2 separate regions of the Homo sapiens genome follow, and region 1 is linked to region 2. Evidence: read pairs that join two places in POLR2A ChIA-PET (ENCODE). Cell type or tissue: IMR-90. All regions are shown on one strand. Links, peaks and the distances in the headings refer to the core of each region. The heading gives the core; the rest is flanking DNA. Region 1 holds the start of IL37 (interleukin 37). Region 2 has its middle 8.9 kb from the start of NT5DC4.

The links. Peaks named below come from ENCODE experiments on the same cell type or tissue, not always from the same donor. Only the 100,000 strongest peaks of a DNase experiment are listed, where the experiment ranks them.
Region 1: POLR2A ChIA-PET joins it to region 2 with 7 read pairs; 3 of 35 experiments call an interaction of 5 or more read pairs at or near these places.

Annotation. Positions count from the first base shown.
Region 1 is chr2:112,910,653-112,926,633 of GRCh38, reverse strand. IL37 (interleukin 37) reads right to left here and starts at 15,469. Exons shown (of 6, transcript NM_014439.4): 1 at 15,386-15,469; 2 at 13,540-13,671; 3 at 12,780-12,842; 4 at 9,386-9,505; 5 at 8,857-8,999; 6 at 7,752-8,073. The coding sequence starts at 13,621. The coding sequence ends at 7,825. RefSeq lists an enhancer at 9,549-9,598. In IMR-90, for the core only: no CTCF peak of the experiment used is centred there; a DNase peak (open chromatin) is centred at 5,583; H3K27me3 peaks cover 1,436 bases.
Region 2 is chr2:112,704,092-112,720,072 of GRCh38, reverse strand. It overlaps a transcript of NT5DC4 not described here. Among named protein-coding and RNA genes, the nearest start is that of NT5DC4, 8.9 kb to the left of the region's middle. RefSeq lists an enhancer at 11,521-11,700. In IMR-90, for the core only: no CTCF peak of the experiment used is centred there; DNase peaks (open chromatin) are centred at 4,662 and 6,682; H3K27me3 peaks cover 263 bases.

The DNA.
Region 1 (15,981 bases), core at 3,320-11,319, 210 kb before region 2:
AAGATTGTTTTGGCTATTTGGAACCTCCTGCAATTCCATGTGAATTTTGCGATCAGCTTGTCCATTTCTACAAAAAATAAAAAATAAAAATGGCACTTAAAATTTTGATAGGTGGCTGGGTGCAGTGGCTCATGCCTGCAATCCTAGCACTCCAGGAGGCTGAGGCAGACAGATCACCTGAAGTCAGGAGTTCGAAACCAGCCCGGCCAACATGGTGAAACCTTGTCTCCACCAAAAATACAAAAAATTAACTGGGCGTGGTGGCGTAGTTACTGTTAAAGCCCCACACTAGGCCCTTTGAAAAATACGGAATGTGTCAGAAATTAATTCTATACGATGATGTGACAACCACAATACAAGGTACTGCAATACAGCTGACCTCACCAAAGCACAAGCAGGGGCAGCTCAAAGAGGAAAATGTCACTTCCAGCAAGGGATTGAGGGAGGGCTTTAGGGAGGAAGTGGCATATAAGCCAGAATTACAGGATGGGGAGGATATAGACAGCAGATGACAGAGAGGAGAGTGAAAGCTGGGAATCCCAGCTAAAGGCATCAGGTTTATGGAATGAGTAGGGGACAATACTGTGTGTGTTTATACACACATGTATATGTGTGTATATGTATACATGTTTATGTATATATATAATTATATGGTACCATTTCTAATTGACAAAATAATCTATCACATTTTACATTATCAGATTTTACATCTATTGTTCTAAATAGACTCAGTCATCAGCCCTGTGTGTGGGCTCTTACCCATCCCCATGCACACCTCAGCTCAGCCACTGATGGATGGATCATCTGCCTATCAGAGGTGGCAATAGGGACAAGTTCTCAGTTTAGAGTTCCTCCTTCTAGGCACAGCTAACCCAGCTGAATGCCTAATTCCACCCATATTCAGGTGAATCCATGGCCACAGCTGCAGCAGTTCCTACCCACGCAGAAAGGCTCCACAAGAGGAGGCACACCCGCTCTGACTGTCCCTAAGCTCCTGACATCTTCACCCCATGAAGCTGCTGCTCCTGGGTGCTTCCTGCCTTGCCCTGCCCACCCTTGTACTGTTCTCACCATTGACACAGCTGGTGCCCGATGCAGCAGAGATCCATGACACCCTGGGCATTGCTGATGGCCTGGGCCCACCAGTGAGAAGGCACAGAAAAGAGGGTTATCAATACTGCTACTAATAATGATAATGAACTTTCAGTTGATATTATCAACACTGCTACTACAAATGATAATAACGAACTTTCATTGAATCCCTCTTTACTCCTCTTGTCAACCCTATGTAAAATAGGTTTATTATTATTCCCATTTTACTGGTGGGTGAAATGAGGTTTGAAATTTACTAACTTGTTCAGCTTTCAAAGACACCTACATGTTCCTGGCCATGTCTATGCCTCGTGATCACACCAGGGGAGGCAGGAACTCAAGGCTTTGTTGTCCAACTCTGTAGGAGAAGATTTAATCATCGTGGGTGAAGAGTGAGAGAAAGAAATCGCAAGCCTTAAGAGCTGGAAGGCGCTCCAAGCACCATTGTCCAAGGGTTAGGTGTGGCCAGGATGCAGTGCAGATTTCCTGGTTAATGACTGCCTCCTCTCAAAGGATCTCAACCTCACTGACTCCTGCTCACTGCACCCACCTGAAAGGGGCAAGCTCACTGGGTGCTTCCTTCCAAAGCTTCACTTCCTTCTGCTTTTGTAGAGGAGGTTGTTATATTATACTGTTGCTACAATGTCAATGTGGATAAGTATGAAAAACAAAATATCTAATGGAAAAAATACCTACAGTATATACCATACATTTTTAAGGCATACTTATAAACTTCTTAAAACACACAAAACAAAATTATATGCTCTTCATAAATATCTACATATAAGAGCAACATCTGTTCATTTTCTCCTCTTATATTTATATGCAGATTTCCTGGTTGGATACACATCCGGTCATACCTGGGCACTGCTTCTCCAGCTACACTTGGGGTTGTCCTGACTGATATCTGTCTCCCTGGAGGGTATGGTCTGCACGTGGGTCTGATCAGCCTTTCACCCTCATTGCCTGACACAGAGTAAACTGCAGAGGGCTCAGCAGTCTAGCCCACACTGTCCCACTGCATGTAACTAAGCCTCTCCCAGCTGCTGTCTTCACTGGGTGCCTCACTGCTGGGGACAGTGCACACCCACCAGATGTGCCACACAATGGAATTTTTCCATGGTTCAGACTCATATCATCTGGAGTAGGACATCTCCTATCATGTGTGTTTAAGCCTAGACTGAAAGCTAGTACAGCGGGCTGCCGACGTCCGGTCACCCAGAAATGGCTCTCAGGCTGAAAAACATGTTACCATTTTCTAATGAAATGTATAGGGAGGAGGCAGTGTTTCTTCAAAGGTGGACAAGAAAGAACCGCTTGCATCAGAATTACTTGGGAGTTTTTTTTTTTAAGGCAGCTAGATCCCTGAGCTACATCCCAAAACAGTTAAACAAGAATCTCAGGTTGTGCAATCTCTCTTTTTAGGAAGCTCCCCAAGTGAGTCTTAAAGCACAGTAGAGTTTTAGCACCTCAGGGGCAGTGCAAAGAACTCTGGACTAGGAGTCACAACACCTGAAAGTCTGCCACTTAAAACCCGCATGACTGTGGTGAAGTTACTTAATGTCTCTGCATCTGTTTTCTCACCTATAAAATGGGCACACAAATTCTCACTCTGCCTTCCTCACAGTGTTGTGCTGATGTGACAATCACCCGATGCATGTGAAAATTCCCTTATGGGCCAGAAATCACCAGGACCATGACGGTGCACTGAACAGTCCCTTCTGCATGGTCAGCAGAGAGGATCTGTCCCTGCCCCCTTGGTGCAACTGACATCTGATCCTGTCCTGAGCCCCTGCATGGAGCCGCTCTGATAAGGCACCTTCTGCAAGGGACTGTGGGCAAGGAACAAGGGGGTGTCCAGAGGCTCCAAGTCCCCTGATTAGTTGAAATTTAGAATGCATTTTCCTATGGAAAATTGCCAAGGAAAGGTGGGCTAAGTAAAAAATAATGATGATAACATGTTTTTGCAGTAAAAAATTGAGTAGGCTTTTGGGTGAGAGGTGAAAACCCCAACTATCATGCATTGCAGCCCTCTGGTGGAAACTGTGCTTCAGTCTAAATTTCAGGCTCTAGACTGACTCAGAGATGAATGTTTGGAAGCTGAAGACAATCTGTGTTCTCCTGTAGAGCAGGAGTCAGCACTTATTAAAGACTGCCAGATTCTATATATCCTGCCACATGCTCTGTTGTTACAGAACAAAGAAGGCCATAGACAGCATGGCTGTGTTGGCAAATACACAAAACAGGCAATAAGCTGTATTTGGCCTTTAGGCTGCAGTTTGCCAACCCTTGCACTAACACAAGGAGCTTAAAGGTAGCGGTGGTGCTGTGCTGGAGCTAGCTTATATCAGCTTGCAATAGCCAATTGCTAACATCTCTTCCAAACTCTGTGTCTGTGCCTTCATGTTGGTAGTTTGAAATTGGCCATATTTGGAGTAGTTATGCCATGGAAATTGGCAAAAGCTGTATATCCACCATCACCAGCCCCCTGTGAACCAGCTGATCACATCACTAGGCATGTGTCCACCAGGATGAGAGTGAGGGTTGGGGATGGTTGAGCCAGACAGTGCATGGGAATGTGGGAAGAAAATATTAGATGTCAGACCCTGTTTTATTTAGCCCTTGTAAATTTTTGAATTCTGTGTAAGTTTCATAATGTCCCAATGCCTGCACTTCAAGATGTGTTCTAGAGTTTGTTTAATTGATTAGGATAACTGGGACCAAAAAAATGTTTGGAGTCTACCACTCCTAAAGCGATTTATTATATCCTATGCTGGATAGCTCATTCATGAACAGAGTGCCGGGTGAATAAGGGTCTTCTCTTTCTACACCCGAGACAGCCTTCTTCTTGTCCCCACCTGCCTCACCCTGCCCCAGGACCTCGGATGGGGTAGGAGGAGTGACCAGCTGTGAAAGGAGCTTCTGGTTGGAATGTTTCCTATGGGAGTTTCTGTCACAGATTAAATGCCCTGAGATCACCTTTTGAGAGACATTAAATTTCATGGGATGAACAGTTATCATGTTGGGTATTATGAGTTGAATTATGTCCCCCAAAAAGATATGTTGAGGTCCTATCCCCCAGTAGCTGTGAATGTGACCTTACTTGGAAATAAGGTCTTTACAGATACAGTTCAACTTAAGATGAAGTCATTCGAGTGAGCCCTAATTCAGTATGACTCTGTCCTTATAGGACAATCTGGACACAGAAACACAGAGAGAAGACAGTCATGTGAAGATGGGGGCAGAGACTGGAGTTTTGCTGCCACCAGCCAAGGAACCCTGGAGCTACCACAAACTGAAGGGAGGCCTGGAACAGATTCTCTCTCAGAGCTCTCAGAATGAACCAACACCTGGAGTTCAGACTTTGGCCTCCTGAACCAGGAGACGATACATTTCTGTTGTTTTAAGCCACCCAGTTTATGGTTCTCTATGGGAGCTCTAACAAACCAATACTTTGGGATTCTCAGGTGTGAGGCATAAGGGCCAAAACTTTTTCACTAAACATAAAGACCAATGATTACAATTACAGTTAGGAAAATGAAATTCAAAACCACCTGAGTTTATTTATACACATTTTCCAAAATGCATCTCCTTTGCAAGGGAAGTCATATTACTATAGAAATATGGAGAAGGCCATCATTTAAATAGAAGGCTTCCTTTCCTTTCTCCCTCCCTCTCTTTTTTCTTCCTTTCTTCATTTATAAAAATCTTATGGAGTTCCTACAAGTGCCAAGCACTGCAGTGGGTTCTTGGGATACATCACAGAGCAAAGAACTTGTGGGACATACATGCTAGTGGAAGACACAAACAATAAATGTAAGAAGAAAACTATACAGCATGTTAGAGTGAGAAAAATAAGACAGGGCAAAGGGGAGTCAGTAGTGCTGGGGTGAGAAAAGATTGCAGCATTAAATGGGGTAGCCAATTTCAAACTATCAACATCAAGGCACAGACACAGAGTTTGGAAGAGATGTTAGCAATTGGCTATTGCAAGCTGATATAAGCTAGCTCCAGCACACCACCACCACCTTTAAGCTCTGTGTTAGTGCAGGGGTTGGCAAACTGCAGCCTAAAGGCCAAATACAGCTTATTGCCTGTTTTGTGTATTTGCCAACACAGCCATGCTGTCTATGGCCTTCTTTGTTCTGTAACAACAGAGCATGTGGCAGGATATATAGAATCTGGCACTCTATGAAAAGTGCTGACTCCTGCTCTACAGGAGAAGAGACCACAGATTGACTTCAGCTTCCAAATACTCATCCCGGAGTCAGTCTAGAGCCTGAAATTTAGAGCCTGAAGCACAGTTTCCACCAGAGGGCTGCAATGCATGATAGTTGGGGTTTTTCACCTCTCACCCAAAAGCCTACTCAATGCGATCACCACAACCATGCCTTTCATGAAGTCAACAACAAACAGGGCCTTGTGCTTCCGTAAGGTGTTGATGCACTTGCTGTCTTGGTGGAGCCTCACAGGAAGCATGAGTGACCCATGTCATAGTGACTCACTATATCTCATCAGGTTGGAAGGGGATGGAGCAGGACCAAGCCCAGGCTGTCTGTGTCTCCATTTGGCCTGCATGTTCGGCCTCCTCAAGGCCATGGTCAGTAAGCCCCATCTCCTTTCTGCTAGTCTGTAAGGGAACCAGAGTCCTCACTGCCATGAGACAGCCCCGGCTCAGAGACTAATTTGAACAGCTGTGTCTTTGTTGTGAAAATAGTTTTGTGATATTATGAAGAAGACATGCCTTCCTCTCCAAAATATGGATGTCACCTGGCCACATTTTTTTTTCTTTTATATAGTGATACATAATATTTCACATATTTATGGCATACATGCAAGTACTCATTACATGCACGGAATGTGTAATGATCAAGGTAGGATGTTTGGAGTATTCCTCGCCTTGAATATTTACCATTTCTCTGTGTGGGAAACATCTACTAAATATACTATGTACTTTTTTGTCACTGGGCTGGTGTTGATCACCATCACCATCAGGATCAGAAACAGAAGGAGCTGACCTTATCAGAGCTTTTCCCATGGGTATCATCTCACTTGAGCCTCCATGCCTGGGGTGCTGTCCCTACTACTCCTTTACGGCTGAGCTTTGTCTTCCTGCCCACCACCCACACGCCTCTCTCCTGGGATTAGCTCTCTAGCTCTGCTTTGAGGAACATCACTGGCCTCGTTGGATACAGTCTTGGAGGGAGTATTGATCAAGGTGTGCTGCCCTTCACTGACCAAGGAGTCGACACATGACCCAAACTAGGGCAGTTGCATGCTTTGCTTGGAATCTCAATCTTTTGCTAACTGACAAAAAGCATGATTGGCTCTTACCCATCTGAGTGATGGGACCAACGTTTTCTGCCTTCTGTCATTTCTGGCCTGCCAGAAATCCCTGACTTTTTCTTCAGCATGTCTTTCCATTTTGAAAGTTACTTCACATGATAGGCAGAATAATGGCACCCCGAAAATGTCCACATTCTAATCCCCAGACCCTGTGTATATGTTACATGACATAGCAAAAGGGACTTTGCATCTGTGATTAAAGTTAAGCCTCTTTGAGACGGGAGAGTATCCTGGATATTGACGTGAGCCCGATGTAAATTGCAAGCGTTCTTATATGTGAAAGAGGAAGGCAGGAGGGTCAGAGCAAAGCAGTGTGAGAAAAACCCAAGCAGCGAAGATGGGAGTGGGCCACTAGCCAAGGAATGCAGGTGGCCTCTGGAAGCTGGAAAAGGCAAGGAAATTGACTCTCCCCTAGAGCCTCCCAAAGCAATGCTATCCTGCTGATACTTTGATTTTGGCCCAGTGAGACACATTCCAGACTGACCTCCATAACTGCAAGATAATACATTGCATTGTTTAAACCACTAAGTTGGTGGTAATTTGTTACAGCAGCAGTAAGAAATGAATATACCCAATATCCTTCTAGAAAGCTCCTTTTGTAGTATACTTGTTGCTTAAATAAGCTAGAAGCTATTATTATTGCTTGTAACTGAAGAGCTAAAACTAATAAACTAATTTCCAAGCCTCAGTCTCCTGTCTCCACCCCCTCACTCTGTTTCCAGGCCCTGATTTCTGTTCGGCCAGCCTTCCACTCCCCCATTATGAGGATCTGAGCCCTGCTTAGTGATAGGACCATGCCCTTGTTGACAAGCCTCCCAGACAGTACCTGGCTCCTCCCTCACCTGGTCTCCTGGCTGTCATCTGACCCAGATTCCTTGTCTCTGTGCCTTTCCCACAGGTCAAGTCACCCTGCTCCTTATCTGGGACCTAACTACCCCTTTTCCACTATCACTTGGCTGGATTGTGACTTGCTGTTACATTTCTTTCTTGCACACTGTACCCTAGACACAGACTCAGCCACTTCTGCCCCAGGATCAATGCCCTCAGAATCTACCAAACCCCAGTAGGAAAGACTAATTCTAGAGCACAGCATGCACCCAGCTGCTCCTTCCCACTGCAAGTATTGCACTCAGACTGGCCACATCATAGCATATGACACACACATGCATGTCTGATGGTTCAGGGTAGCAGTACACAAGCAGAAGCCGGTCTCTTTCCAACCCAGAACTTTGTAATTAAACAAGCTTCTTGCTATATCCTAAAAACACAAATCCTTAAAGCATGAATGAGAAATGAAACCCAATGACAGAAAGTTTAGTGAGCAGGTTTGGTGTTTTTATACAATTAGTTCAAATTAGCGAGGAAGGCGTTCAATGGGGCAGTTTCCTAATCGCTGACCTCACTGGGGCTCATTTCAGCTTTGCAAACTGGTTGAAATGAAAATTCAATGTGTTTCCTGTTCTCAAATTTATCTGTCACCCCAACAGGCTCATTACAATTGCAGGAGGTGCAGATGAACCATCCGGGGTGAGCCGCCGACTCCAGCATGTTCCAGGAGCCCACCTGAGCCCTATAAAAGATGAAGGGCCGGCGTGCTGATTCCTTTTGGGCAGCCAGCTTCATCAGTTTCTCCTTCTGTGAGGTAAAAGGGATTAATTAGATAGCACAGGCTTTGAGAGGGAGGAAAACACAGCACATGTGCTCATCCTCCAGGCCTTTACACAGGAGAGGAGGAAAAGAGAGAAGGCAGATGGTCCTTGGGAAAGATGACGTGTCAGCCTTGGTACTGGTATTTAAGGGATGATAAGCAATCCTGCCCTCTTTTCCAGGCCTTCTTGTCCCCCAGATTAAAAATAAACTGAGAGAGAGAGAGAGAGAGAGACGTAAGAGTCAGATGGATACCAAAATCTCAGCTCTATAGTTTTTAAAATTAGAGAATATGGCTTAGATCTGTATCTAATTCAGCTTCCTAAGATTTCTCCCCTCAAGTGAAAGGTGCTCCATCCAGGACTAAATTTGCAGGGCAGACACACTGCCCTCCGAGTGCTCCCTCACACCCTCCTACCCTACAGCAGCACGCCAGGGTCCTGGCCCAATTGTGTTGCTTGCCACATGGAGGGCCACAGCAGGAGGGGACCGCCACCCGCCCAGGGCCAGGACCAGTGAGCCCAGGAGAGGAGAACAGGTGCTCAGCTCCTTGCTGTCTCCCCGCTGTGAGGAGTCTCTCCTCCTTCCCTAGAAGGGGCAAGGAACCAGAGAAGAAGTTATGGGGCTCTTCTGCCTGGTGCTTCCAGAAAGGTGGATGTCCCTGTTATATTGGCCAAGATAAGAATTTGCAGGAAAGCGAGAGGCATTGAGGATCTTGGCCTTTTACTTTGGGGTAGCCAAAGGCCCAGGAAACTGAGCTAGAACTCTCACCTTCAGCTGAAGGGATGGATGACTTTGTCCTTTATCCTTGTCACAGTAGAGACAAAACTCCCCTTTAGAGACCCCCAGGAGAATCGGACTTCCTTTCTCCGCAGAGGCTGAGCTCAAGGATGAGGCTAATGCAAAGAAGATCTCTGGAAAAAGACAGTCAGAACATGTGTGGGTTCTGAGAGCAGGGAAAGGTCTCTCCTGTCTGCTGGGGTTTCAGGCCTGATGCACAGTCCCTCTCCCTTGACTCTGTGGTCCACTTCTCCCTCCATCACACTGGTTTAAGCCTCCTCTTCTTCCAGTCTAAGTGTCTGCCTCCTTCTTTTTCTCCAGCCCTTCCAGAAAGACTACTTTCAGATCTGGTCATTGCTAGAGACCCTTCATCTGATGCCCTAGTCCCTGGGGCCTCTCCTCCTCGCTTCCACCACCTGCTGGAGATGGGGCATGGTATAGCATGGAGTTGAGCCCACCTAGCAGGAGGCCTTACCCCTGCTAGGTGGAGGCAGAAAACACAGCCAAAACTGAGAGTCACCTGGGCGTATGTAGTTTTTATCTGGAACTGCTATGAGATTCCCAGAGTCCAGGACCAGTACTTTGTGATCCTGGTCATGAATGCTGAATTTCTTCGGGTTTAAGTTCTTCACCTTTGGACCTAGATCAATATCACCAGATATCAACACTTCACATTGAAAATGGAAGACTCAGCCCTTTCTTCCCCACGTCCAAGGGCCCCAGCCCTAGCTCTCCACCCTGCCTGTGGGCTCAGACATCACAGCCACTGAATATTTCTTCCACTCCCAGGCTTTCTATCTTGCTGGGACAAGCAATTAAGCTTTCTGTGCAAGCAAATGGGTTCCAGATTTGGACAGATAGATTCAAATCCCAGCTCTGCTGTAGGACAGAGGACAAGTTACTAAGTCTCTCCAAACCTCAATGTCCTCATCTGTGAAATGAAAGTAATAGCAGCACCTACTTGAGAGAGGAGTTATGAGAACTAAAATGCTTACTCAAATAAGTAGCACTTAGCCTGAGCAAAGAAAATGTCTGGCGTATAAAAAGGACTTTTTATAATCATTGTTTTTCTTAACTCTCTTTTTTGCACCCTCTGACTGGAGGCATCATTCCCTCAGCAGTGCCTAGAGTGGAACAGATCCCTGCACTGGCCAGGCTAAGGGAGCGGTGATGGAAGAGTTGGGAGGGTTGGAGGCAGGAAGCCCCCAGGAGCCCAGCACGGTGCAAGGCTGAGCTGGAGCTTTAGTGGCTCCTTTGAAAAGCCACAAATCTTGCACCTGGCCCTGGAGGAACAACTTCTAGCAGCAGGACCAGCCACAACAGTGCTCAGAGGGTTCTTAGGGCGTGGGCTCCTAGCAACTCATTTGGGCCAGGCCTGCCTAGAGTAGGGTCTTAAAAGGGAACGTTCCCTCCTGGCCTCTGATTGGACAGGTGACCCTCACCTCTGCAAAGAGCTCAGGCACTTGTTTGATAAAGAACAGGGGCCCCCAGGCTGGGCCAGTGACTGTCAAGAATGGGTGGGTGGCTGGAAAATGGCAAATGTGACAATATGAAAACACAGTAACCACCACACTATGTGAAGCTATAATATGGGTATCTGTGGTAGGCAATTCTAATGTAGAGAATAAGTCTAAGGTGTCATTCTTTTCCCATGCCATAAGCACATGGCCTCTGCCTGGGTTTCTCACTGTAGAATGTCCTCCTGGTCTCCTCATGCCCAAAGAGTGGGGAGGACTCCTCCTGTAACACCGGCTTTCCTGTCATCTCCCTGCAGCCCTCCTCAGCCCCCTCTGCACAGGGTAGCTTCCTCTCTGGTGCTGCAGCGCTCTGCACTCGTCAGTGGTACCTGCACACAGGTATTGGCATCCTTGGCTCGCTGCCCTATAGCACTGTAAGCTCCCCAGGAGCAGGCTTCCTATCTGACTCACCCGTGATCCTCCACCTCCCACCCTGTAGTGCCCCAAGCATCGTGGACACTCTCAGTGTCTATGGAAGAGATGACTGGCCCCAGGCAAGATCCTAAGTAACTCCCCAGTGATATGGGGTCAGATGAGATCCATGGTTATCAGCCCTGCCTTACATCAGAATCTCCTCAGGAGCTTTTCTGGGCCCATCCCAGGCAGTCTGAGTTCATGGAGCAGGTGCAGGTTGACTGAGAGTCACCGAGCTAGCTGAACTCTAAGCTTTTCCATTTCCCACACTTTAATGTGCAAGAAATCACCTGCAAACTATGGTTCAGTAGGTGTGGGTGGTGCCAAGCCTCTGTCTTTCTGATGCACTCCCAGAGCTGTGGGTGCTGCTGGTCTGAAGACACCCTTTGAGTGGCATGGCCTAAGGCTGTGACTCTCACCCCTGGTGCACACTGGGAATCACCTGGTGGGTGGCATTTTAAGACCATGGATACCTGGGCCTCACACTCCTGAGATTCTCATTCAGTTAGTCCAGGGTGAGACTGGAAAATGCTCTTTTTAAGAAGCTACTTTTCTAGCACCATCATTTTACTTTGTACCTCTTAAGCGCTTCTTAAAGCTGTTCTTTCCTTTGGTTTCTGTTTCCCTCCTATCACAGCCTGACATAGGATCTCAGCGTCTCACATGCAGACTAGTTCACTATCCTCTTAAGTGGTGTTCTCGCTCATGATCCTTGACCCCAAATCTTTCTCAAGGCCACTCTGAAGGTGTGAGTGGTCTTAAGGTGCTGGCAGTTGTTTTCTATAGGGAAGTTGTACTCCAACAGCAGCAGTAACATCAGTGCCAGCGCCAGCTTTAGGGCACTAGTAACTTTCTGTAGGGCAGTAGCTCTCAGACTTTCAAGGTGCGTCACGATAACCTGGAAGTCTTGTTAAAGCAGCCCCTAGAGCCTCAGCGCCCTGAGTTTCTGAGGCAGGAGGTCTGTGGTGGGGCCTGGGAATGTGTATTCCTAACACTTCTAGGCGCTGATGCTGCTGACGTTTGAGGACCAGACTTGGAGAACCACTTCCGCCAGATTTGAAGGAGATCCCAGCCCTGACAAGGAGAAGTCAGGACAGGCCCGACAGAGAGGCTTGTGTGCGTGGTTCCACCTGGAGTGGACACAGTGCAGATCCAAAGCCAGCAATGGTGTAACTACAACAAAACTAAAACATCAAAGGTAACTGCAGCAGCAGCGGTGGAGAAGTGACAGCAGCCTCCCCCAACTGTGCCAGGCACCCTTACACACCTGGTCCCATTTGGTCCTCTCTGCCATTGTACTAGTGAGGCTCAGTATTCCCACATGAACCTGCACTAGAGCTGGGGCTCAGGCTGAGGCCTCCTGACTCTGTCCTGAGAAGAGGAGGTGATGGGAGCCTTAAGCCTGAGTCAGGCAGACAGACGTTATAGTACCTTTAAATTTCCACATCTGTCACTTATTACCTGTGTCACCTAGGGCAGGGAATCTCCACTGTCTGTCTCGGTTTCCACACCTGAACAGTGGCAATGTTAACAGTTTCCTATTAGGGTGTTGTGGTGTTCAAATGGCAGCATGAGAGGAAGGTTCAGGCTCTGAAGGCGCCGCCCTGAGCCCTTAGTGGTGTGGGTGTCCCTGCACCCCCACTGGCCCCATGGCTGTTTGTCCTCAGTGCTGGGAGGAGGTCTGTGTCTCCAGTCTCTTGGCTATGGTCAGAAGAGGCACCTGGAAGGTTCCCAGGCACAAACTCTTCCTTGCCCTGTGCCTCTTAGCAGGTGAGCATCACCTGCCCCTCCCCGGGCTCATCTTTCCCAGAGTTATCTCCTAATGGGATTTGCTTCCACAAAGGAAAGACTTCAGCCCCATCCAGCACCCTTAGGTGTCCCCATTCTACAATTCTCCCACCCTGTAAGAGGACCCAATGGCTCCATCCCCCATCCCCACCCTCGCACCTCAGCCACCCCCATCACCTCACCCCGAGGCCTTACTTGTGTGAACAAAATTCATGGTGGGGAGGCTTGGGCCTGGTTCCAGGGGGCTTCCAGCCGGGTCTGCAGTCAGACGCAGTGAGGTTAGCATATGCAATTCGGATTTTCCAAGGATTTAGGGGTATCAAAGACCATTTAATTCCCTCTTCTGTGTATGTGCTGAGAAATACTAGAGCAGCATGATAGTAATGACATTAAATCATAGCTTCCCTCTTCAGAAACATAGAATAGAGATGAACTGGATCACGGGTTTGGCCTCTGGCATGTCACAGGCCTCTCCCGTCACACCTCAGTAGACAATCATTTGGGTCAAAAGCCTCCTCCTATTGTCCCCCATGGGCAACACCCAAATGTGTTCCTCATGGAATACTCAGATGCCCTGTGCCTGGGTCATTTGTTCAGCCCAGCCTTAGAGAGCTGCTTCTCATCGGAGGCTTCTCTTCCACTTGGGAATGTTGGGAGGGAAGAGGTGCATTTTGAAGCATATGCAACCATCCAGTTGGCAAACAGGATGCTAAAGCCCCAAATCTGTAGGTGAGGACGATCCTTTTATCTACTACCTGATGTGCCTGGACACTGAAGCAAAGCTTCCTTTTCCCTTCCAGAATTTCTCTTGTCTAGTTATTTGTCCAGGGAAATTTGAAAGCTCACTTACTGTGCAAGTCAGCAGGAAACAACTGGGTCTGTGCACAGCACCTAGCAAAGTTCTGCTCTAGGAATTACACTTTGGCCCTGAGGTAGATTTCTACAAGAACCTTACCTTCTAAGCAGCACTGGGGTTCATCTTTTTCCCAGTCCTCAGAGCCCATTTTCACTCCTGAGTTCTCCCCCACAAAGGACATTTTCAACGTTGAGTTTATTACTCAACAGAAAATGGAATGAAGTCCAAGACCTAAGGAGATAGAAAGGGGACCAGTTATGGCATCTTCTCACCCCAGGACACCTTGCTGCATGTCTCTAGTGCTGAACAGACCACTGGCCTTGCTCTGTAGTTTGAAATGCTCGCTGCAACCAGAAAGGCACCAAGGGGCCAGACCATGCTCTCCTGTCTATCACGCCTTCAAAGCAGAATTTCCCAAACCTTGAGTCACAGTGCTAACACACGGGGTGCAATAGCATTTTTGTGGATCTTGGCATTTTACAAAAATAAAATAAAAAAGTTAAAAGTGCATTGCTCTAGTCTTGGGGCTGGCACACTATGGCCTTTGGCCAAATCCGGTCCCTGACTGTTTTTTTAAATAAAGTTTTATTGAAACACAGCCATGCTCTTGTTTACATATTGTCTCTGGCTGCTTCGAGGCTACAATAGCATGGTTAACTAGTTGAGAGATCATCTGGCAAGCAAAGCCTAAAATACTTACCATCTGACACCTTCTATAGAAGTTTGCTGAGTCTCTGCAGTAGCCTAATCTTTGCCTAACAAAAAGCAGTTGCTCTGCAACCTCTTTTCATGAAAACCTAAGCCACCAAATGTCCCAGGAGGCTCAATCCCTAATATCTTAGGGTAGGATTGACTCACGTGACTTGCTTCATTGGGAGGGGTTGGAGGAGATATATTTATATATATAAATTCTGCACACCCTATCTCAGTTGACCGAGAGCTTTCAACATCAGCCCAGGCCAACATAGGACAGAAGTGGAGCAAAAATTGGTATTCCCATCTTACCGATAAAAAATCAAAAGTTAAGTGATTTGTTCAGAATCATATCACTTCTAAGATTGCAGAGATAGGCAGTTTGTGTACAAATCCAATCCTTTGAGAAAGGTTTAGGAGTGAGACAAAGGGAACTAAATTGTTCATGCAAAAAATAAAAATGACAAGGAAGGGCTTCAGGACTCAACAATAAGGACGGTGAGCAGGAGCAGGTGGGTAGAGCTGATGGGTCTTTAGGAACAGGGATATCTGCTATTTGATTTTAACCTGTTTGTGGTTTGGCAGTATCCCTGAATACATGAAGCACAACTGCCTTTGTCATGTTGGGGTAAATCAAAGGACACAAAAAATTGGAGGCGCTTGACAGAGAATTTGGCAGCCAGAACATCAGAGCAAGAGATGTCTGGCAGAAACGTAGGTATCCAAAGACATATAAAGATACTGTGGTGCTGCTGAAGGACAGAAGGATGCTCACAGGCTGGAGGACCTGGGGCCATCCCTCGGGGGTACTCATGAAATCTGCTGCCTGTATTAAGATAAATGCAGGGAGCTTTCACAGAATTCCCTAAAGAAGCAGTGCATCTGGCCATCTGAAGTCCATCTCTTTGCACTCAAAATCTGTTCCCAAGGACCAATATTTTCTAGACTCTAAAGTCAGTCTTCTGAGCCTTCAGAGAAGGGACTAGCATTTCCAGGGTTGGTGGATTTCCTAAGCTAGTGTCTGCCTGGCCCTCCAGCAATGCCCTACTTGTTAGTGGAAGCCCTCCTGGGAGAGAGCAGGCTGCTACTGGGGCTGAGAGCAAGGTGTTCTGGGCAGGTCTCAGAGATCATATTTAGAAATTCAGATGTGCTTCCAGTGGGGATAAAAAGCAAGGGTCTAGATGGCCAGATGCTACTCTACTTCCCCATCCATCCTGTTGGCCTTGAAAGCCAGTGCAGGAGGACCACCTACCTGGGCCAGGGATCCTCGTGGTCTGTGGCTCTGTCTTGGACTCCTGGAGCTCTGTTTGCCTTCAGTTCTCAGGATCCTTTACTTGAAGGAGCTAGGTCTGGTACTCATTTGTAATCAACAGTTTGTGAGTGGTTATGCAAATACAACACAAGTATTCCTTTGGCCAATAATAAATAGCATCCTCAGTTATCAGTGATCACTCATTTCCTGCTATTTTCCATGCCAACGGTATAAACAAATTCCTGTGGGGGTAGTGCCACTCTGCTAAGGACTGTGCCACACCTATTCAACACATTTCAAGGTACTTGTGATAGATCAGGTGGCTTCCAGTCCAGTCCAATAATACAGGTATAGAAAACAGAGGAGAGTGAAGGAAAGAGGGGACACAGGGTTTAGATCAGCCAATGAGCCTGGGAGGTTCAAGGAAGCCCTTGTTCTCATGATGGTTCTTTGCCCCAATTCCAGAGTTCATGCAAGTGGAGTCCCCATGTCCCAGAGAAAAATGTCCTCTTTTCATGTTCCCTTCCAGGTACACTCCGGGATGCACTATACCTCTTCTATGTCCCCTCTTCTTCAAAGGTGACATGCAAAAGGAC
Region 2 (15,981 bases), core at 2,944-10,943:
TCCTGTCAATAAAAAGGGAAAGAAAAAGGAAGAAAGAAGGAAGGAAGGAAGGAAGGAAGGGAAAAGAAAAGAAAAGAAAAGAAAAAGAAAGAAAGAAAGAAAGAAAGAAAGAAAGAAAGAAAGAAAGAAAGAAAGAAAGAAAGAAAGAGAAAGAAAGAAAGAAAGAAAAAGAAAGAAAGAAAGGAAAGAAAGAAAGAGAAAGAAAGGAGGGAGGGAGGGAGGGAGGGAGGGAAGGAAGGAAGGAAGGGAAAGGAAAGGAAATGAAGAAAAGGAAAGGAAGAAAGAAAAGGGCCTGGCGCAGTGGCTCACACCTGTAATCCCAGCACTTTGGGAGGCCAAGGCGGGCAGATCACTAGGTCGGGAGTTTGAGACAAGCCTGGCCAGCACGGTGAAACCCCATCTCTACTAACAATACCAAGATTAACCAGGCATGGTTGCGCATGCCTGTAATCCCAGCTACTCAGGAGGCTGAGGTGGGAGAACCACTTGAACCCAGAAAGCAGAGGTTGCAGTCATCCAAGATCGTGCCACTGCACTCCAGCCTGGGCAACACAGCAAGACTCCGTCTCAAAAAAAAAAAAAAAAAAAAAAGACAGACAAGTTTACAGTCGGTTTCAGCACTTTCTCTCTAAAATGGCTAAACTAAACTAAATGAAGGTGGCACTCTTAAAAGGATAAAAGTTATCTGGAACAACAACAGAAAAACATATCCATGGAAGAGCTCCTTCCTTGACAAAGCCAGGTGAGCAAGCACAGTTGTGTGCTGCGGAACGATGTTCCGCCCAACAGTGGACTGCGTATGCCACTGAGTCCCATAAGGTGATAAGGAGCTCAACAACTCCTATGGCTTAGTGACCTCATCGCCATCATAATGCAAAGCATCACTCACATGTTTGTGGTGATGCTGGCTAGGAGAAATAGGCTGTACCCTGCAGCCGAGGTGTGTAGTAGGCTGTACCATCTAGGTTTGTGTAAGTGCACTCTATGACATCACACAATGGTGAAATCGACTAATGACACGTTTTTCAGAACAGATCCCTGTGGTCAAGCCCCGCATGACTGTATTAAGATGGTGAGGCAAGGATATGGAGGCTGTAGGATATGTGTTTCCTCATCGGATGGAGGAATGGAGGATGGATGGAGAGATGGGTGGATGCATGAATGAGTGAATGGACAGACAGTTGGATGGGTAGATTCGTGGATAGACGGGCTGATGGTTAGCAGGCTATATACAGCAGCCTTCACGGAAGGTGTCAGGGGAGAACTGAGCTTCAGAAATCAGGAGGCTGTCTGGAGTCGCTTCCACTCATTATTCCATGCGCTCTGCTCATCTCATGGGAGCCCTTTAAGCCCCTTTTCCACATTGCCTGGCTCCTTTCTAGGTCAGAAAAGAGAAGGAGGAGTAATACCTGGTTAGGAGAAGTCTCTAGGGGTTGCTCAGCCCTTCCACTGGGAGGCATCATGGCAGCTGTACAAAACCTGCCTTTCCTATAGCTGAACTTAGGCTCTATCTTGAAGGCTCTGTGCACCTGAGGGTGGTGAAGCCATCCAGCAACGTTCAGGTACGATGAATCACTTCAGTGGTTTCTCGGGTCCCTTCTCCAGGTACCTCTTCTGGGGTCAACTCGACAGTGTGGGACTTATCCGCAGCCACACTGGTAATTGGGAAGGGCTTCACTTCCTGGAGGGTCCCAGGTCCTCACATTGCTGTCTGTTAAGGTAGCCACATCCCTGTTGAGTCTTTGGCTGGCATGGTCTCTGCTACCGTCTTAGGATATGGCTGCTTGTCCAGACCACAGAGTCCTTAGGCTAACCGCATGTACAGTCAGGGAGGACTGCAGGCTGCCACAGGCCCCGCTTGGTCCTGATTCCTGAGCCAATGCTAAGGCACCCCTGTGAGGCTTGATGCACTGGGAGCCCCTTCAAGAAAAGACTTGCCACCATAACAATAAGCAAATGGTTGCCCATTTTTACTGTGTGCCAAGCCTCCTAACAGCCCCACGAGACAGGCTAACTGTTCACTGGATTCATGAATGATCAAACTGAGGCACAGAAGGGTTAAGCAACTCTCCCACACTTACCAGGCTGATAAATGGCAGAGTGGGACTGAGCCCAGGCAGCTGGGTGCCAGCATCCGTATTCTTAATCGGTAGGCAAAACCGCCTCTGCCCATGGCCCATCACAAAAGTCCCTTGACTTTTCAATGTCGTTAAAGACAAAGAAAGGTGGAGGAAATGTTCCAGATTACAGGAGGCTAAAGAGCCACGGTGAATGAACGCAATATTCAAGCCTACGCAGAATCCTGTACTGCAGGCACATATAGTGCCAAGGACATGATGGGGTCAACAAATAAGATTGCAGTGTGGGTGGTGGGTTAGATGAAAGTTCTGTCTCAATGTAAACCTGTGAACTTGATGACTATATTGTGGTAATGTAAGAAAATATCCCTATTCCTGGGAAATACTCACTAAAGAATTTAGGATAAAGCTCATGATAAGTGTAAATTACCTTCAAGTGGTTCAGGAAAAATAATTGTGTGTATACACATACATACAGACAGATGGACACATACATGCATACATACACACATATACATACATACACATACATACATACATACCCATGTGTGTTCATATAGAGCAGGGGACAAACAACAAAGCAAACAGAGTACAATGTTAGCAACAGGTACATCTTGGTAAAGCCTGTAAGGACAGTCTGTGTACTATTTTTTACCTTTAAACTTTTCATAAACTTGAAGTTACTTCCAAATTTCAAAATTTCTTAAAAAGAAGGTCTATGTTGCAACCTACTCATCTGACAAAGGGCTAATATCCAGAATCTACAATGAACTCAAATAAATTTACAAGAAAAAAACAAACAACCCCATCAAAAAGTGGGCGAAGGATATGAACAGACACTTCTCAAAAGAAGACATTTATGCAGCCAAAAAACACATGAAAAAATGCTCATCATCACTGGCCATCAGAGAAATGCAAATCAAAACCGCAATGAGATGCCATCTCACACCAGTTAGAATGGCGATCATTAAAAAGTCAGGTAACAACAGGTGCTGGAGAGGATGTGGAGAAATAGGAACACTTTTACACTGTTGGTGGGACTGTAAACTAGTTCAACCATTGTGGAAGTCGGTGTGGCGATTCCTCAGGGATCTAGAACTAGAAATACCATTTGACCCAGCCATCCCATTACTGGGTATATACCCAAAGGATTATAAATCATGCTGCTATAAAGACACATGCACACATATGTTTATTGTGGCACTATTCACAATAGCAAAGACTTGGAACCAACCCAAATGTCCAACAATTATAGACTGGATTAAGAAAATGTGGCACATATACACCATGGAATACTATGCAGCCATAAAAAGTGATGAGTTCATGTCCTTTGTAGGGACATGGATGAAGCTGGAAACCATCATTCTCAGCAAACTATCACAAGGACAAAAAACCGAACACTGCATGTTCTCACTCATAGGTGGGAACTGAACAATGAGAACACATGGACACAGGAAGGGGAACATCACACACCGGGGCCTGTTGTGGGGTGGGGGGAGGGGGGAGGGATAGCATTAGGAGATATACCTAATGTAAATGATGAGTTAATGGGTACAGCACACCAACATGGCACATGTATACATATGTAACAAACCTGCACGTTGTGCACATGTACCCTAAAACTTAAAGTATAATAATAAAAAATAAAATTTAAAAAAAAGATGCAAAAAAAAAACATAAAAAAATGCTGACTTGCCTTTTTAACATGTTGGGATTGTCCTTGATTGTGAGTTTGGTGCTTGACCTTCATCTGTGCAAATTATATGGCTTAAATTAGATCACTGTTTTTGTAGAGTTGATTTTTGTCTACTTCTGCTGAAATCTTTGATTTCTTTCTGAACTTATAACAACTTCAGCCATCCTTGATGTCCTGGCTTAATGAGTTACAGTTAAAACACTAACACTTTGATGCTAGTTTAAGACTCAGTTTTCCTGTTATAGTGTTATTTAAAAAAAAAAATCTAACTGCAGGGCAATCTGCATGCCCCTGTGTAGCCAAATATCATTACTACTAACTCTGTAATCAGCTCATGAGTTTTGCTTTGTTCTGTCTACAGTCTAGCTGTTCTACCTTGGAGGAGTCTCTCAGAGTACCTAATGCCCTCCACACCAGAAATTAAAGGTTTATTTTTACTTTTCAAATAAATAGTGATTATGTATATAGTACATGATATTAAAGAATGTACAACAAAATGTTTATTTCCAGTGATTGGATTATGGATGATTTTTATATATTTGTCTTTCACATTTTATTTTCTAATCTTTTTGTATTAAGCACAAATTACTTTTATAAAAATATATCACTTTTGGAGTAAAGTTAAAAAATGTGTAAAGCTAAAAAAAAAAAAAAAAAAAAAAGAAGGTCTATGTTCCAAGACCCCTTTTCCAGCCTCCTTATTGCTATCCTGGAGTTCTTCCCCTCTTCCTCCCACCTTCTTCTGAGCCCCCAGTTTGGCAGCTCTCCTTTATTACAGGGAGGTGGAAACAGGACCAACCCAGCCAGCATTCCTCTTGATTCTTCTACCTAGACTGTATCCATTTAAAAAGTGTTGCCGGGCACGGTGACTCACGTCTATAATCCCCAGTGAGTCAGGAGGCCAAGGCAGGAGAATCACTAGAGGCCAGAATCTCAAGACCAGCCTGGGCAACATAATAAGACCTATCTCTTTAAAAATTTCAAAAAATTAGCCATGGTGGCACACATCTGCAGTCTCAGCTACTCAGGAGGCTGAGTGGGGAGGATCTCTTGTGCCTAGGAGGTGGAGGCTGCAGTGAGCCATGGTCTCACCACTGCACTCCAGTCAGGGCAACAGAGCGAGACCCATTCTCTTGAAAAAAAAAAGTGTCAAGGCCAAGCAGGCTCTGTTCACTACTGCCTGCACTCAAAGAGGTCACCAGAACCGGGGTGCATGGTGGGGCAGGGACCAAGTGCAGGGCGTGGCTGTCTCCCCTCACCTTCTGTAAGAGGCAAAATTCCAGATCCCCACAGTGCATCCACCACAGCTTTAGCAGTGCAGAACCTGTGGCCTGGGGATGGGGCAACTTCCATTCTCCTGAGCTTGGAGAAACCATCTTGAGGTGACCAGAAACCTCCTTCCAGACAGGGCCTTCCTTGCACAGGTGCAGCTGGTACAGAGGGATTGAGCGGGGGACCTAACCAGTACACCAGGGAGTCTTTTTAACAGAGGAGAGTCTTGGATGAGGTATTAAAGAAAATGCAGGATTTTTATTAGTTAGTCTAGAAGAGAAAGGAATTTCACATAGCCAGCAAGGAGCCCAGTGCTGGGAGGCAGAAAGAAAACGAACCACACGGGACAGCAAAGGATGGGACCTGCCCTGAGGGCAATGGCCGTTGAACCATGCTATGGTCCCCAGGTGTCTGCTCCCCTCTGATGTGGCCACACTGCTAAAAGGCATGTTCTAGGCTGGCTGGGGAGGGACTCCGACCAGTCTGTGACCAAAGGGTGGTCTCTACTGGCTGGGGTCAGAGAATGAGTCAGGGACATGGGGCACCATTGTCCAGATTCAATTCTACCTTACCCAGGGCAAATGCTGGCCACTTTTTGGGGCTCAGGGTCATGGAGGGAGAGATTTGGGGTAAGAGATTAGGAAATTTCCAAAAACCTGTCTCTCCTTCCATCAAAACAATGGACATTGCTAAGAGTTTGTGGTGCGTGTGTAAGTCCATCTGTGAGTGGGGGATGTGTGAGTGTGGATATATGTGCACACGTGAGCAGGTGCACACATGTGCATGAGTGTGGCTGTCAGCTTGTATGATGGCCTGCATGCATGTGTGAGCGTGGGTGGGTGGGTGGGTAACGGGGTGCGCCTGTGTGACCTGGGTGGGCATGCTGGGACCAGGGCCGGGCAGAGGGCATGCCAGACACTGACCCCAAGCTTGGGCTGGAGCCCTTGGAGCCTGCAGTTTCAGGGAAAGGTGGAAGAGAGGTGGGGACAAGAATGTCATTACACAGCCCAGAGAAGGCAGGGGAGACCAGGAGCCAAGAGTTCCCCCAAAGTGCCATCAGTGCAAGGCTCTTGGGACTCCTCTTTAACCCCTGAGGGGGCGAAGCCTTATTTACTCCTAAATTGGAACAGCAAGGGGTCCCTCATCTCAGCAGCTGTGCAGTCCTGACAGGTCGTGTCTCCCCAGGGAAGCATCTGAGGATCGCGGAGGTGGAGGGCACCGGAGTCTCAGGAGACAGCTGTGTCCTCTCCTGGAGGAACATGTCAGGGAGGGTGCTGGAGGCCTCTAGTCCAGCAGCAGAGGGCAGGGATTTGCAGGAGAGCACCGAAGCAAGATCTGGGGCAGAAGGAAGGGCATCCAAGGCCACGGCAAACCTGCTCAGCTCCCACTGAGGTTCAGCCAGGGGAGGCCGAGAGCCAAAGCTGGGGCACCTCTCCCACAGAGAGCCACGGGCCCCCTCCCTGCAACCTTCAGAGTCGGAAGGGACGAGTATCTACACAGCAGGATGTGGAAGGGATGAGGAGGGGCCAGGGCAGAGTTCAGAGGCAAGGGGAAGCTGGTGGGAGTCTGAGATCTGCGCATTCCAGGCAGCTCCTATTCATAAACCATCCTAGTCAGACAACATGCATTGATTACGCATCTGCCTCCGCCACGCCCACGCTGGAAGCTGGGTTCAAAACTATGAGTAAGATGTGTCACTTGTCCTTTAGTGAGTTCACAGTACAGGAGGAGACAGAAAACACATGTTACTAGGAAACAGTGAAAAGATGAGCCCATGTCCTTGAGCACCCAGGGGGATCAGGGAGTGCTTTCCGGAGAAGGAAGTCTTGAAGGATAAGCCACCAGGCAAGGGCAGGTGGAGCCGCACTCATGCAAGGGTGTCCACGAATGGTGCTGAGCGACAGACTGGCCAGTGGGCAGGAATCGCAAGCAGACAGGCCTGGCCGGAGGGGGGCACACGTGACTGGGAAGGCAGCAGAAGGGCATGAGGGGTGAGCTGGGGCATGCTGCAGTGGCTCTCCAGGGACTTTATCTTGTAGGTGACAGACCATATGTGGAAAGTGGCAAGAGGGAGAGTGACCTAATCCCCTGTGCAAGAAGGGTCGATCTCCCTGGCCGCATTACAGTCACGGGGCTTTGGGCGTAAAATATAGAAGCAGGACATCAACAGGAGAGTTGTATTTCACCAAAAACCTGGCCTTTGTAGGGGTCCGGGGTGAAGACAGTTCCAGGAGAAGGTGATGCCCACTCTCTTTTGAAAGCTGAACAGGAGCCCCCTGGGCAGACCCACAAGAAGAATTCTTAGCAGAACAACAGTGAGTGTGAAAGGGAGAAGGGGTGTGACCCGCCCACAACCAGTCCCCAGGGACCCATGGGAGATGCGAGCAGGGAGCAAGGCCAGATTGGGAGGCTCCTGTGTTCCACTAAAGAGCTTGACCTTGATCCTGTAGGTGGTGGGGAGCCAGGCAGCATCTTGAGCAGGATGAGGATGTGCTCCACCATGTTTCTAAAGCTGCCCCTGGGGTCAGCTCAAGGAGGCATTGGAAGCTCAGATAAAGCAGAGCTGCTGAGAAGTCACTGCAGTAGCCCAGGAAGGCACTACTGAGAGCCTGAATTGATGGAAAATAGAGAAGGGAGGACAGCCCAGAGACCCACTACACTACGTTAGTCAACACTTGAGAACTGATCAGCCGTAGGGGATCTTGGTGAGGGAAGAGGCTTAGATTCTAAGGAGCCAGAGGAGTATGGGGTCACCCACCCAGGGATGCCAGAAGGAAGGGGGCTTGTCAGGAGGGTGAACGGCCCCATTCATGAGCTGGGGAGGCCTGGGCTGAGGCACACTTGGGAGTTGCAGGTCTACAATTCCTAATCTGAACCCATTAGGGCCAGATATATTCAGATTCAATCTTTTCTTTTCTTTTCTTTTTTTGAGACGGGGTTTTGCTCTTGTTGCCCAGGCTGGAGTGCAATGGTGCGATCTTGGCTCACTGCAACCTCCGCCTCCCTGGTTCAAGCAATTCTCCTGCCTCAGCCTCCCAAGCAGCTGGGATTACAGGTGCCCGCCACCATGCCTGGCTAATTTTTTTGTATTTTTAATAGAAATAGGGTTTCACCATGTTGGCTAGGCTGGTCTCAAACTCCTGACCTCAGGTCATCTGCCCGCCTTGGCCTCCCAAAGTGCTGGGATTACAGGCATGAACCATTGCACCCAGCCTCAGTATTTTCCTTTTAAGAAAAATCTTTTTAGAGACGGGGGTCTCACTCTGTTGCTCAGACTGGTCTGGAACTTCTGGGCTCAAGCAATACACTGGTCTCAGCCTCTAGCTGGGATTACAGGCACAAGCCACCATACCCAGCTAGATTTAATAATTTCTGGATGTAAGAAGGTAAAACATAATTTCCTCTATATATGCACGATCACACCCTTGTTGGGATCTGGGGCAGCAGCCCACAGTCAAACACATTGACATTCCTGCAGCCAACATATGAATATTCATTCACACGAAGTGGCTACATAGGGACAGCAAATAACCTCCTGTCCAGGCCTATCAAGGTTTTCCATCAAATGAGTTTGGAAAACCCCCTAGATTTTTGGACCTAGGGAGCAAGGATGAGAGATGTTGCATCGGCATCTATGGCAGCTAAAGATCGAGCACCAGGACCCTTGGAGAGGGACAGAAAGAGAGGCAAGAACGGAGCCCCGGGAACAACCAGGTAGGATGGAGACAGGAGAGGACCCAGCAGAGAAGACCAAGAGGAAGCAGGCAGAGGAGCGGAAGAGGAGGAAGAGAAAGGCTGGCCCAAGCCCCTGGAGCAGGCACTGTGCTGCAGAAAGGCAGAAGGAGAGAAGGCCCCAGTGCCCCCTACACTAGGCAATAGGTCAGAGGAGGCCTTGGCTGGCCGATGAGATGTCAGTGGTGAGATAGGGCAGGAGTCAGGAGGGAGAGGAGGGTGCAGACGTGGGAACAGCCTATGAAAGACAACCCTTGCAGGAGTCTTAGCCAAGAAAGAAATGACTTCAGGGCAAGTAGCCAGACTGATGGGCAAGAAACCCAGCAGGGCTGAAGGACCAGAGTCTCAATGAGCAGCAAAGAGGCCACAGGAAGGAAAGTGGGTTAAAAGACAATGGTGTGGGACGGTTGCGGTGGCTTATACCTATAACCCCAGCACTTTGGGAGGCTGAGGCAGGCGGATCACTTGAGGTCAGGAGTTTGAGACCAGCCTGGACAATATGGTGAAAACCTGTCTCTACTAAAATACAAAAATTAGACAGGCATGGTGGCAGGCACCTGTAGTCCCACCTATTCAGGAGGCTGAGGCAGAAGAATCGCTTGAAGCCAGGCGGTGGAGTTTGCAGTGAGCCGAGATCCTGCCACTGCACTCCAGCCTGGATGACAGAGTGAGACACCATCCCAAAACAAGCAAGCAAAAAAAGACAATGGTTTGTGTCCACCAAAAGACGTGTGCAAAATGCCACATCATCTTTATCCAACATCGTCGCAAACTGAAAACAACCCAAATGTTCAACAGTTCCAGAATGGGTCAATAAATGGTGACGTGTCGACCCAGTGGAATCAGCAATGAAGAAAAACCAAACATGCTACCCACAATAACATGCGTGAATCTTACAGACCCAGCAGTGGGCATAGGAATTCATGTACATCACTGTATGTACCTCCTACCTGAATTTAAAACCATGAAAGATGATAAAATGTAAGGTTTCAGATGTGGAGCAGCCTGGGAGATGACAAGGTCCAAGGTGTCACCAACAGTTCACATGGGTTATTCTAAAACAGTTACAGAAGACTATTTTTGAAAGTGGATGGGGCTGTACTATTTTTTCACAGACTCTGCCCTATGAGGCTGCCAGTCCCAGCTGCCCCTTCTCCAACTGTCCCCAATTCTGCTCCCTGACTCCATTGCAGCTTCCCCCGTGGACACTAGACCCTGGACTCTCACTCACTCACACTCAGACATGCACACCACACCGCACAGCACCCCACACCGCACACTGCACACCCTCACAAGGGCCAGACCTGGATAAAGATGTGAGTGAAACAGCACGTGGGGAAGCAGACCAGGAAGTCTCTACTGAAGGCCTCTCTATTGGGTCAAGCTGGTTGTGCCAAGCTCCTTTTGCCCTTGGGATGAGCTCCTTCCCAGGCGGCTTTTCCAGCTGTCACACCAGCTTGACTTCTGAGAACTCTCCCTCTCCCTCTGTCCACACACCAGTCACTCCAGAGCCTGAATGCATGTGACACAGGACATACAGGGAAGGCCATAGGAAACAATGAACAGTAGCTGCCTGGCACCGCAGCTATTGTTCATTATTGAATTAATGAATTATCATCATCCAAAATGGTTAAAATGTTCCCGTCTTCATTTTCTCTTCAATAAGTTATGTCTGAATTGATTTTTTTTTTTGAGTCAGAGTCTCGTTCTGTCACCCAGACTGGAGTGCAGTGGCACGATCTCGGCTCACCGCCACCTCTGCCTCCTGGGTTCAAGCGATTCTCCTGCCTCAGCCTCCCGAGTAGCTGAGATTACAGGTGCATACCACCACACCCAGATAATTTTTGTATTTTTAAGTAGAGACGGGGTTTCACCATGTTGGCCAGGCTGGTCTCGAACTCTGTACCTCAAGTGATCCGCCCGCCTTGACCTCCCAAAGTGCTGGGATTATAGGCGGGAGCCACTGCGCCCGGCCGTCTGAATTGATTTTTAAAGAAGATAGGTTGGAGAGACCTGAGAGTGGCAGCTCTGTAGGAGTGACAGTTCACAGAAGTCTCAAATTCACACTCAGCAGGCAGAAGCAGTGCCTGTCTGTGAGAAGCTGAGAGTTCCCTCGGAGGGCGGCTCCTGGGGGGTTCTGGGCAGCACAAGCTAAGCCCTGTGCGGAGATTCTAGGTCGGCAGGAGAGTGACCTAATTAAACACACAGGCTTATTCTTAGACGAGGAGCCCCAGTTAAGGCCCCTGGGTAAGCACAGCACAAAGGCACAGCCCTAGAGGTGACCGGAATAATTCTCATTTTTAAGTAGCAGCCACTTTTTTTTATTATAAAAGTAGTACACATTCATCGTAGAATGTTTAGAAAATATAGAAAGTACAGGAAAGGAAATGCTCTCTACTAGAAATAACCGCTATTTTTGCTTATTTCCTTCCTGGTCTTCTTTTTATACATATTTACTTATTTGACGACTGAGGGGAAATGTTTATTCACAAGTGTAAGTGAAAAAAATATATAAAATTATAAACGGCACAATCCTAAATTTGTTCTGCAAATTAGGACTGTTATACATATGCAGTTCTGTGTCCTGTTTGTTTCATTCAATATTAAAAACCAACATCTCCTTTATGTCATTAAATATTCAGCAACTTGATTTTTAATGGCTTCATAATGTCCATCACATAGAATAGTGTATACACTGTTGCCCTGTAATGGGGCATTTAGGTGGCTTCCAATTTTTCAAATAACTCTACCATGAACCTCCCTGTGTATTTTTAATTATTATCTTGAGCTGATTTCTAGAAGTGAAAATTATTTAGAACTCTTGTTTTGCATTGCCAAATAACTTCCTGAAAATCCCCAGCTATTGGCACTTCCACATCATATAGAAAGTACAGAAAAGTCCCTAAGTGTGGGACATCTTGGTTCCTGTAAAAACAACCTGAGGTTCCTTTTTTTTTTTTTTTTTTGAGACAGAGTTTCGCTCTCATTGCCCAGGCTGGAGTGGAATGGTGCGACCTCAGCTCACTGTAACCCCCACCTCCTAGGTTCAAGTAATTCTCCTGCCTCAGCCTCCCAAGTAGCTGCGATTACAGGCATGCACTGCCACGCCTGGCTAATTTTGTATTTTTAGCAGAGGTGGGGCTTCACCATGTTGGTCAGGCTGGTATCAAACTCCTGGCCTCAGGTGATCCACCTGCCTTGGTCTCCCAAAGTGCTGTGATTACAGCTCAGCTTCTTTATCAACGGACAGCTGATCCAGATCAAACAGAGGACACTGCGAGCAAGGAACCAGATCCTCAGAGCCGTCTGGTGCTTTGTGACTGAGCACAGCCAACACTGTCTCCTAGCAGGAGTCACCTTTCACCAGGTTAGGCTGCTGTAACCAACAACTCCAGAATTTTAGGGGATTACAGCAAGCACGGTTTATTTCTCACACACATCATTCAAAGATGTGGGTCAACTGTGGCTTTATTCCATGTCTTCTTAGTCTGAGACCCAAGCTGAAGGAACAGCCCAGCTCCTATCTCCAACCTCATGGTCACGGACAAAGACACAAAGCAGAAGTCCACAATGGTCTTTAGAGCTTTGACTTGGACTTGGCGTGTACAACTCCCACCCTCTTCCAAGCCTAAAGCCAAGGAAGCAAGGGAATACACTCCTCCCATGGGAAGGTGCTCCAGGTCCCGCGGCCTGGGGTGATACAGACAGATCCTGTTACAGAGTGGACAGAAGAGAACTGGGAACAAGGATACAATCTGCCACAGCTATGAGCAGTTGGAAACGATGCTTAGTGTTCATCGTCACTAAATCTGACGTCAGGAATCTCTGGCACCCAGAATACCACCTCATACTGGAAAATCCCATGCCCTAGAAGCCTTCTCCAATGGCTGATGAGAAGGATCACCTAGGTTTGACTTTTGTGCCAATAAAAGGAAAAAAATAAAATATACGTGTGTTGTGTGTGTTTATGAACATATATTTATAAGTAGCTCCATGTAAAATAGTGAAGGTATATGCTGTTAAATTTTTAAAAGGCAAAAGTAAAATTATATGTATGACAGGCTACCATTTATTTATTGTTTGTTTGTTTGTTTGTTTTTGTGAGACAGAGTCTCACTCTGTCGCCCAGGCTGCAGTGCAGTGACGCAATCTCAGCTCACTGTAACCTCCACGTCCCAGGTTCAAGCGATTCTACTGCCTCAGCCTCTCGAGTAGCTGGAATTACAGGCACCCGCCACCATGCACAGCTAATTTTTGTATTTTTAGTAGAAACGGGGTTTCATCATGTTGGCCAAGCTGGTCTCGAATTCCTGATCTCAAATGATCCACCCACCTCAGTCTCCCAAAGTGCTGGGATTATAGGCGTGAGCAACAGCGTCCAGCCTATCATTTATTTTTTTTATTGGGGGAGAATACATATACATTTCTGTTTATATACACATAAAACATTTCCCAAAAGATCAATAAGAAGCTGGTGACAGTGGCTATTTTAGGAACAAGAACTAAGGGACTGAAAGTGGGGAGGAAGGCTTGCTTTTCACTGTATACTCTTCTTATAACTTGGATTTTTTTTCCTTTTGTTTAGATTATCTTTTCCAAGAAATTTGTTCTCATTAAAAATTTTAAAAATTGTCCTTTCTCACGCACATCACATATCTCTCTGTCTATGCTTCCTTCATTGCTCCCACATTGGGACATGCCCTGAATTCCCATTCCTACAGCCTGAGAAAGCAGAGTTTCCAGAAAGCACTAGAAAATCCAAGAAGAACAAATACCAAGATCTACAAAGCAAAAAAAGAGCTCATGCTCCAACAGGCCAACCCGCTTCCTGTGGTTGTACAGACCACACTCCCTCACCACTGGCCTGATAAGCCCCTTTGAGTAAGGTGAGATCTGCAGATAGGGCTGAACTCTTGCGTGAGTCAGGAGTCTTTGCAGCAAAGGGGGTGGAGAGAGGGGAAGGAAAGGAAGAGACAGAAAGAGAGCAGCAACACGTGCAAAGGAAGCCAGGACTGGATGAGATGGAGGCCACTGGTGCCCCCAAGATCAGGGACTCTACAGATGGGGCTGCCTACCATACCATAGGCTGCCGAGACCTCTCCTCTGTCTTCTTCACATGCCCACTCCTGCTCCAAACCTCCCATACACCACATGCTTGCTGTGAAGAGATCCCTTTGCAGAAATCTCAAGGGCTGACATTTTTACCATCTGGAGGCGTGGAACCAGGACAGCACCCATAGGAACAGGAGCTAAAGTCAGAGATAACATGAGGGCATGGTGTCTAGGGAAATGGTGGAAATTCTGAGGAGTACTTTGGATTTCTAGAAGGCATTGAATTTGGAGTGCAAGCCAAGCTTATGTCTAAATAAGCCTAGAGCCCACAGTGGTCACTGGGTTTCACAAGCAAAGGTCATGAATATAGAATGTTCTTGCATGAGTGGTGGCGAGGTTGGTCTGCATCACTGGTCATCTGCTGTGAATTTTTTCAGGGGAAGCTCACATCCTCGGAGGCCTTCGCCTCACCCTAGAAAGATACAAAATGCCCTGGAGAAATGCTGTATTCACAGCACATTTGCACAGGACACTGTGTCAGTCACTGATCTGGAACACTTTGCTTGCTTACCTCCTTGAGCTATTGGTGCAATAACCATATGCAGATGGGCTAGCACAGGCTCCTGGGCTCCCTGAGTCAGTTCCACAGAACCCGGGATCAACAAGGAGTTACGAGAGTTCCATGGAACAAATAGAAGACATGATTAAATACATTTAGGGAAGATGGGAATAAACAAGATTTATGACTGCAGGACTTCTCAGAGTTTTGATGCTTTGATATGCATAATGAGCCCCCAAGAAGGGAATTATAATAGAGAGTGTATCTCAAACTCCTTTGACCATGGAATCTTTTAGAACAGCATCCCAGCCAGGGTTGCAAGGAACACATCTTGGAAGCCTCAAGTACTTCCAAGGTCAGCAGGCAACAATCAGGCAAGCCTATCGAAAAGAGAACTTCTGGGAATGAAAATGGGGATACTCTGGCTTGGTTTTTACATCCCAACCAGTGCCAATTTCCATCTGGAAATACTTTTGCCAGGTCTGCCACAACCTGAGACCTCCACATCATGCAGATTTGGTTTAGCCAAAGGTACCATCGAAGTCTACACCCCAAGCCATTAACTATAGAGACTACAGAGGAGTGGGATTAGGGTGACTGAGGGGAAACATTCACATCCTACTTTATACACTTCTATTTTATTCTTTTTTAAAATAACAAGCATGTATTTCTTTTTACATTTCTATGTATATAGTAGATGTGACCCTTCAGGAAGACTCAAGAGAGCACGGAGCTTGTCTTTCTTGTTCCATAGCATATCCACAGTATCTACAGGGATTGGCATGTAGTAGGTGCACACTCAACATTTATTGAATGACTCAAGCTGTGAAAAAGGGTGAAGACAGTAGATATAAGAGGGAAGAAGGCAAAGACCGAGACTGAAAAGCGTACTCAAGGACAAGGAAAAAAATGAGTTCAAACTTTTAAAAATGAGACCGGGTGCAGAGGCTGAGACCTGTAATCCCAGAACTTTGGGACGCTGAGGAGGGCGGATCACCCGCGGTCAGGAGTTCAAGACCAGCCTGGTCAACATGGCAAAACCCCATCTCTACTAAAAATACAACAACAGCAACAAAAATGAGCCAGGCGTGGTGGTGCATGCCTGTAATCCCAGCTACTCGGGAGGCCGAGGCAGGAGAATCACTTGAACCTAGGAGGCGGAGGCTGCAGTGAGTGAAGATCGCACCATTGCACACCAGCCTGGGCAACATGAGTGAAACTTCATCTCAAAAAAACAAAACAAACAAACAAAAAAACCAACTTTTAAAAATGAACTTAAAGGCTGGGAGCAGTGGCTCACACCTGTAATCCCAGCACTTCGGGAGGATGAGGCAGGTGGATCACCTGAGGTCAGCAGTTCGAGGCCAGCCTGGTCAACATGGTGAAACCCCATCTCTACTAAAACTACAAAAATTAGCTGGGCATGGTGGCACATGCCTGTAGTCCCAACTACTGGGGAGGCTGAGGCAGGAGAATCACTTGAACCCGGCAGGCAGAGGCTGCAGTGAGCTGAGATTGCACCACTGCACTCCAGCCTGGGCGACCGAGCAAGATTCCGTCTCAAAAAAATAAATAAGTAAAATGAACTTAAA